2 separate regions of the Homo sapiens genome follow, and region 2 is linked to region 1. Evidence: chromatin loops called from intact Hi-C (ENCODE). Cell type or tissue: GM12878. All regions are shown on one strand. Links, peaks and the distances in the headings refer to the core of each region. The heading gives the core; the rest is flanking DNA.

The links. Hi-C counts contacts between places; a loop is a spot of excess contacts. Peaks named below come from ENCODE experiments on the same cell type or tissue, not always from the same donor. Only the 100,000 strongest peaks of a DNase experiment are listed, where the experiment ranks them.
Region 2: a loop joins it to region 1, with 20 times the contacts of the local background. A loop is called at or near these places in 5 of 110 quality-filtered maps.

The regions. Positions count from the first base shown.
Region 1 is chr18:41,905,426-41,908,348 of GRCh38, reverse strand. It overlaps LOC105372085 (a long non-coding RNA gene), which reads left to right and starts at 86. Exons shown (of 5, transcript XR_935411.2): 1 at 86-364. In GM12878, for the core only: a CTCF peak has its summit at 1,481 (motif pointing right); a DNase peak (open chromatin) is centred at 1,548.
Region 2 is chr18:40,934,198-40,937,120 of GRCh38, reverse strand. No RefSeq gene overlaps it. Among named protein-coding and RNA genes, the nearest start is that of KC6, 590 kb to the left of the region's middle. In GM12878, for the core only: a CTCF peak has its summit at 1,506 (motif pointing left); a DNase peak (open chromatin) is centred at 1,440.

The DNA of each region.
Region 1 (2,923 bases), core at 151-2,650:
GGAGTTTATTTCATCATAATCAGAACTGATCTTATGATTTGCTTTGGTCATCTGATTGCAGTGGAGTGCTAGTTCCAAGCTTAGGCCTCAAGAAGTCTTGTATGGTTTTGCTTTCTCTGGATACCTTGCACCACCATGTGAACAATCCCAGTCTAGTACGCTGGAGGCCAGGAGACTGCCAGAAGAGCGCAGTTGTCCCAGCTGTGGCTATCTTAGACCAGTCTACAACCAGCTTAACATATGGGACATACATATGGGAGAGCTGGACCAAGAACAGCAGAGCTGCCCATCTGATCCCCAGCTAAGGCATCAGTAAGCCTAGCCAAGACTGGAGACTGAAACTACCCAGCTACCGTACAGGCTTGTGAGTTATAATAAAAGCGTGTAGTTTAAAGCTACTATGTTTTGGGGTGATTTATTATGCAGCAAAAACTAATTAATACAAGTCTCAATGAAAACTAAGACTAAAATAGTTCCATTTTGACATCCTGTTACAGTAATATAGAACTTGAAGGATGAATAAGGTTGAATAAGTGAGGAGGGAAAGGAAGAATATTACAGACTGGGAAGAAGGGGCAATGATAAGAAAATGAAGAGAGGCTGATATTCAGGAGTCAGTGAATATGCAAATGTGTAGATAATACTTTTTTTTTTTTTTTTTTTGAGATGGAGTCTCGCTCTGTAGCCCAGGCTGGAGTGTAGTGGGGAGATCTCGGCTCACTGCAAGCTCCACCTCCCGGGTTCACGCCATTCTCCTGCTTCAGCCTCCCGAGTAGCTGGGACTACAGGCGCCCGCCACCACGCTCTGCTAATTTTTTGTATTTTTAGTAGAGACGGGGTTTCACCGTGTTAGCCAGGATGGTCTCGATCTCCTGACCTCATGATCTGCCTGCCTCGGCCTCCCACTGTGCTGGGATTACAGGCGTGAGCCACTGCGCCAGGCCGATAATACTTGTATTATACTAGGGCACAGAAGAAGAAGGTGAGGTTGGGTTCGACTGAAGAGACTTTGATTTTGGGATGGGAGATTCTGCTATCATTCCGAATGTAACCGAGAACCACTGAAAGTGATGTCTGTGGTTTTCTCCATCCCCAATGTTCACGTTTCTCTTTTATTTCAGCCATCATGCAACCCTAGAATGTTTGCTAAAATAGAGGATAGAAGCAAGAGAACCAACTCAATTTTATTTCACAGAGTAGTGACTATCCATAAAGAAGGCTTTCTTTCTCAATGTGTTTCCTTGTGCATAAACCCCAGCCTACATTTTATGGTTTGAAGCACACTGACAGAAGATGAGCCAAGATACTTCTATCCTGACCAAAGAGAAACAGATGGAAGAAATAATTTCCTCAGAAAAAATGCTAGTACACAAAAATCATCCTGTTTTAATAAAAAAGTTAAAAACATGTTTGGTTATTTATGAAAGGCTTTAAGTCTTTTCTTCTTTCTTAAAGTGACATGTTAATTTATTGCTAACCACTAGATGGCACTTGTGTACAGTATTTGAAATTGACTGCGGTGAAAATAAGAGTACCTGTGGTGTGGTCAGAATAGAATCTGAGGTTTTGCTGTTATGCAGCCCACTTCCTCCCCCACAAGAAGTCAGGAGGGGTGTAGGAGAGAAGGCCTAAATCTCTTCTGCGCCTTTTTGACTTATAAAGAAAAACGAAGATGGCAGAAGTGTTTCTGATTAGATCGAGAAAAAGGATGATGCATTCTTGCCGGATGAATCAGGAGAGATGATGTTCTGTCGTTCTTTAGATATAGACCTGAAATACTAACTTTAAATTTATGGTTGCTAGTATGAGCCATGGTTCTCTATTTACCCAGTTAGTGCATTTGGGGGAAGCATGAATTGTGCCTTCCAATTTGTTACTTTATCACACTGACAATTTTGGAAGATATAATAACTCTTACCCTTTTGGGTGAAAAAATGGATCTCACAAGTCTGCTTATCAGATCACCATAGTTTGATTCATCTTTATGAGAGTTGGCTGCCTGGTTGTTCATTGCTGCCTCCAACTCATCTGGACATTTTCAAATGATGCAAAGGTTGATAGCAACTGTGAACATCATCCACAACTGTAGTGTTGAGAATAATGTAGGAAAAATCTTAAGAAAAAAGATCAGCAAACAATCAGGCAAGCAGGCAAACAAACAAAAATTCCATAATTCAATACATTCCAGTGCAAGTCTAGAGGAACTGCAATCTTGCCTAATTGTGTCCCTCATTTCTCTGGCCCTGAGACTATTATCAATATATAGAACTACCCAGCAAACTGTAACTTTTTCTGGGAGGTAAGATGCTGGCAATCTTCCAGGTCCAGCTTTGTCAACCCCATTAGCTTGTCACCACTGTGCTGATCCTGATCTCTTTCAGGGCTCATCTAATCTGGCCTTTCAGTAGCCTCAGCTTTCTCCTGTTTAGCCTAAGCTGCTGTAAGCACACGTTGTGAAGTACCACTAGATCTGATATAAAAGGGACATCTGTCCTAAGGAAGATTAGGGTGGGATCAAGAAATCCCAATAGGACAACAAGAAAACAGCAGATTGGGTCATAGGAGTAAAGAAAAATCAGAAACAGAAAGGCATGTGCTGGGGAAGTACAAGACCACACATGGGAGCCCTCTGTGATGCCTCTGGCCTTCAGGATGGCGTCTCTTGGTCTTCTCCTTGGTCACTTGGAGCTTGTATGCTCTTTTCCAAATCTTTTTATGAAATCCTACCTCAGGAAGAGGATTGATAAATTAATTCCAACTGAAGATTGTCATTCCATAGGAAACAAAGCATGAATTTGATAAAGAAATGGAATCAAATTCTGATGGTAAGAATGCAAGTTTTGACAAGCAGTGTCAGTGATACCTCCCTCTCATTTGTGAAGCTACCATTTAGGCTATTTATGTTTGTGTTTTAAAAAAATTA
Region 2 (2,923 bases), core at 117-2,616, 970 kb after region 1:
AGAGGGTATTGTATTGTATTTGGGATTCGGGATTACCAGTAATTTACCATGCAGAGAATGGATATGGAGAAATGTAGTTAGTATTAATAGTGTGTGCAAAGGAAGACCCATGTGCGTGACCATTACTCAAGTCATCTTTCTTGATTAGAAATTGCTCAGTGTCGTTAGTGCCTGGATCCATGTGACCACAATCAGCCTTACTTGGTTCCTCCAGGTAAAGATTTTTGGGAAGAGTACAGGCTGAAAATGGAGAGAATTCTCAGTTCTGTATTTCTGACTTGGCACTAATTAGCCATGTGGCCTTAGGGGAGTCATTTTACTTCTTAAGACCTAGGTTTTCTTATTTGTTAAAAAAAAAAAAAGACAGAGAGAGAGAGTTGGTATAATGTCTCCAAAAATATTTAGTATCAGTGCGTAATCTTCCAAACCATGACAGAAGCATTCATTTTTCCCACCCAATTCTGTGGGTGAGTCTATGATCATTTGGCCCAGGTCTTTTTGTAATTGTGATAAATTGAACAAATTCTGAATGTTCAGTTGCTTTCAAAACTCATCTTGCCACCTGTGTGGTAGGCTGCCTTTCTAATAGTGGTGGAAGTAACCACCTACCCACTGACCCAGTTCTATTATTGCCTTAGGTATCTCAGACAGGAAATTTTATGAAACTTTAATAGGCCAATGAATTTTTCAGAATAGAGAGGCTACATGCACACACATACTCACACACATGTATATAAACTTAGGAGTTAATTTCTCTGCTCTGAAAAGCAAAATGTTAGGAATGTTAGCACCCACAGCAGGTGCTTTCTATGGTGGCACACCTGACTTGTGCCTCAGAATTCCTTGGACTTTGTGGGTTAGCTTTTCTAGCTTGCAATTAAACAATCAAGGGAACAAAGACCTCTTTCAAGTTATCTTGAGAAAAATGAACCAAATTTTAAACACACCTTCATGATCTAGAACTTAGAGTAAGTAAACTATTCAGAAACTGACAAAACTGTTGTAAATGATTGCTCTCTATTTTTCTCTTCCATATATAATAAGGTCTCTCTTCCTTGTATATTTAACTCTTGTTCTCCCTTTCCTTTTCTATAGTTGCTTTCTTTCTTTTCTCTTTTATTCTTTTGTATAAATGTACACTTTGCATGACTATCAAGATATATGGTTCTAACACTACTTCAAGATTTGCAGCCTCAACTCCTACCACCTGCTGTCCATTCTCAAGTCTCATAATTCAATTTTATGAGAAATTGTCCCATGACATATTTGATGTTGCACACCATCTTGCATATGCCTTTATAAAAAGTCTACTAGGGTACATGTCAATTCCTGTCTCCAGAGCCAATCACTGTGATATAATTTATGAAGTTATACATCTTGATGTCCCATGGAAGAATGAATTGGCCTATGGTAAGAATGATCAGGATATGACACAAAACTACTTGGAAACTTGCAAAGTCCCTGACGTAGAAAGCCACCCATGACAAGTGAAGAAGACAAAGAGCCCCCTAGTGGTTGGGACAAATGAGGAACTAAGAAAAAAGTGCTCTAGAAAAAAAGTCAAGCTATACTGACTTATTTCAACAAGAAAGCCTCATGGGAAATAGTAGCTGTTATTGGATAACTCACTGATTAATTTTATGGTAATCACTGTGATTCTCCAGGTCCTGTTTGTCTTTGCCCTAGCAACAGTAAAATAAGTGAGAAATTTTATTTATTTATTTATTTATTTAGCAATTATTTTTGAGCTTTTAATCCATACCAACCATAGGTTTTACCATTACAGCATGCTTATTATTTGAAGTGGTTTTGAAATAACAACAAAACCTCTAGATGAATGTTAAGAATATTAATTACTTTAGGGTGATATTATGATTGCTGAAAGCCACAAGGAAGAAAGAGGCTTGCCTCGAACCAAATAACCTGACTTCTTTTCCTCATTCTTTCTTCTGTCTTCCCCTCCACATTTGCACCATGCCCAATGCTGCTATCACTCCTAGTCTCTGCAAGATTACTGAGAAAGATACATGCACAGAAGAGGAAACATAAAACCAAATAAATGTATATTACTATCTGGGGTTTGAGCTTTCATTGTTTACTCAACAGGACCCCCTATTTGGTTAGAGATAGATGTAGACTTCATTACCTACATCTAAGCAAGCTTAAAAGTCTGTACTTCATAATCAAATCCAGAACCGAGACTTACATTTGAAATTGTACCGCTACAATTGAGAAAACTAACATGTAGTTCATACTAATAGGTAAAGGAAAAAGCCAGAAAATGAGAGTTTATTACAGTAGCTATATTAGACTGGCCCAGACCACCCAGCAGGCTTTTTAGAAGAAAGATTCGTTATTTTCCAATGAGTAGATATGGTAGACTTTCAAGGGAAAGGACCCTTGAGCAAGACCCTGAAGAATGGCAAAAATTGGACAAGCAGAGAAAAGAGCATAGAAAATCCTAAGCAAACATAACACTGAGGGAAAGGCACAGAGTAGCCACAGCCCTGGAGAATTTACAGGACACAGAAAAGAGTTTAGTTGGGCTAGAGCTAAGAGTACATGGAGGGTGAAGTAAGAACAAAGGTAAAAGAAGCTTTTGACATTTTTGAGGCAGAAGGAACAACACTATTAAAGTTCCCCATCAGGAAGATTAATATGGGAGCAAAGCATTAGATACATATAACTGAGCAGTGACTGGAAGTAGAGACACCAGTCAGGAAACCACTGAAAGGATACAGGTAAAAAAGAAGTAATGAATCCTACTTAGGCAGTTAAAATGAAAAGCAGACATTGGATGGGAGGTATTTTATGAAGGCTGAAACTATTGAATTGGAAACAAAGTCAATGTTGTGGACAAGAAAAGGGAAAAAAATATTTTAAAAAATATTCAAAGAAGAGAGTTTAAATCTGAGATCCTGGG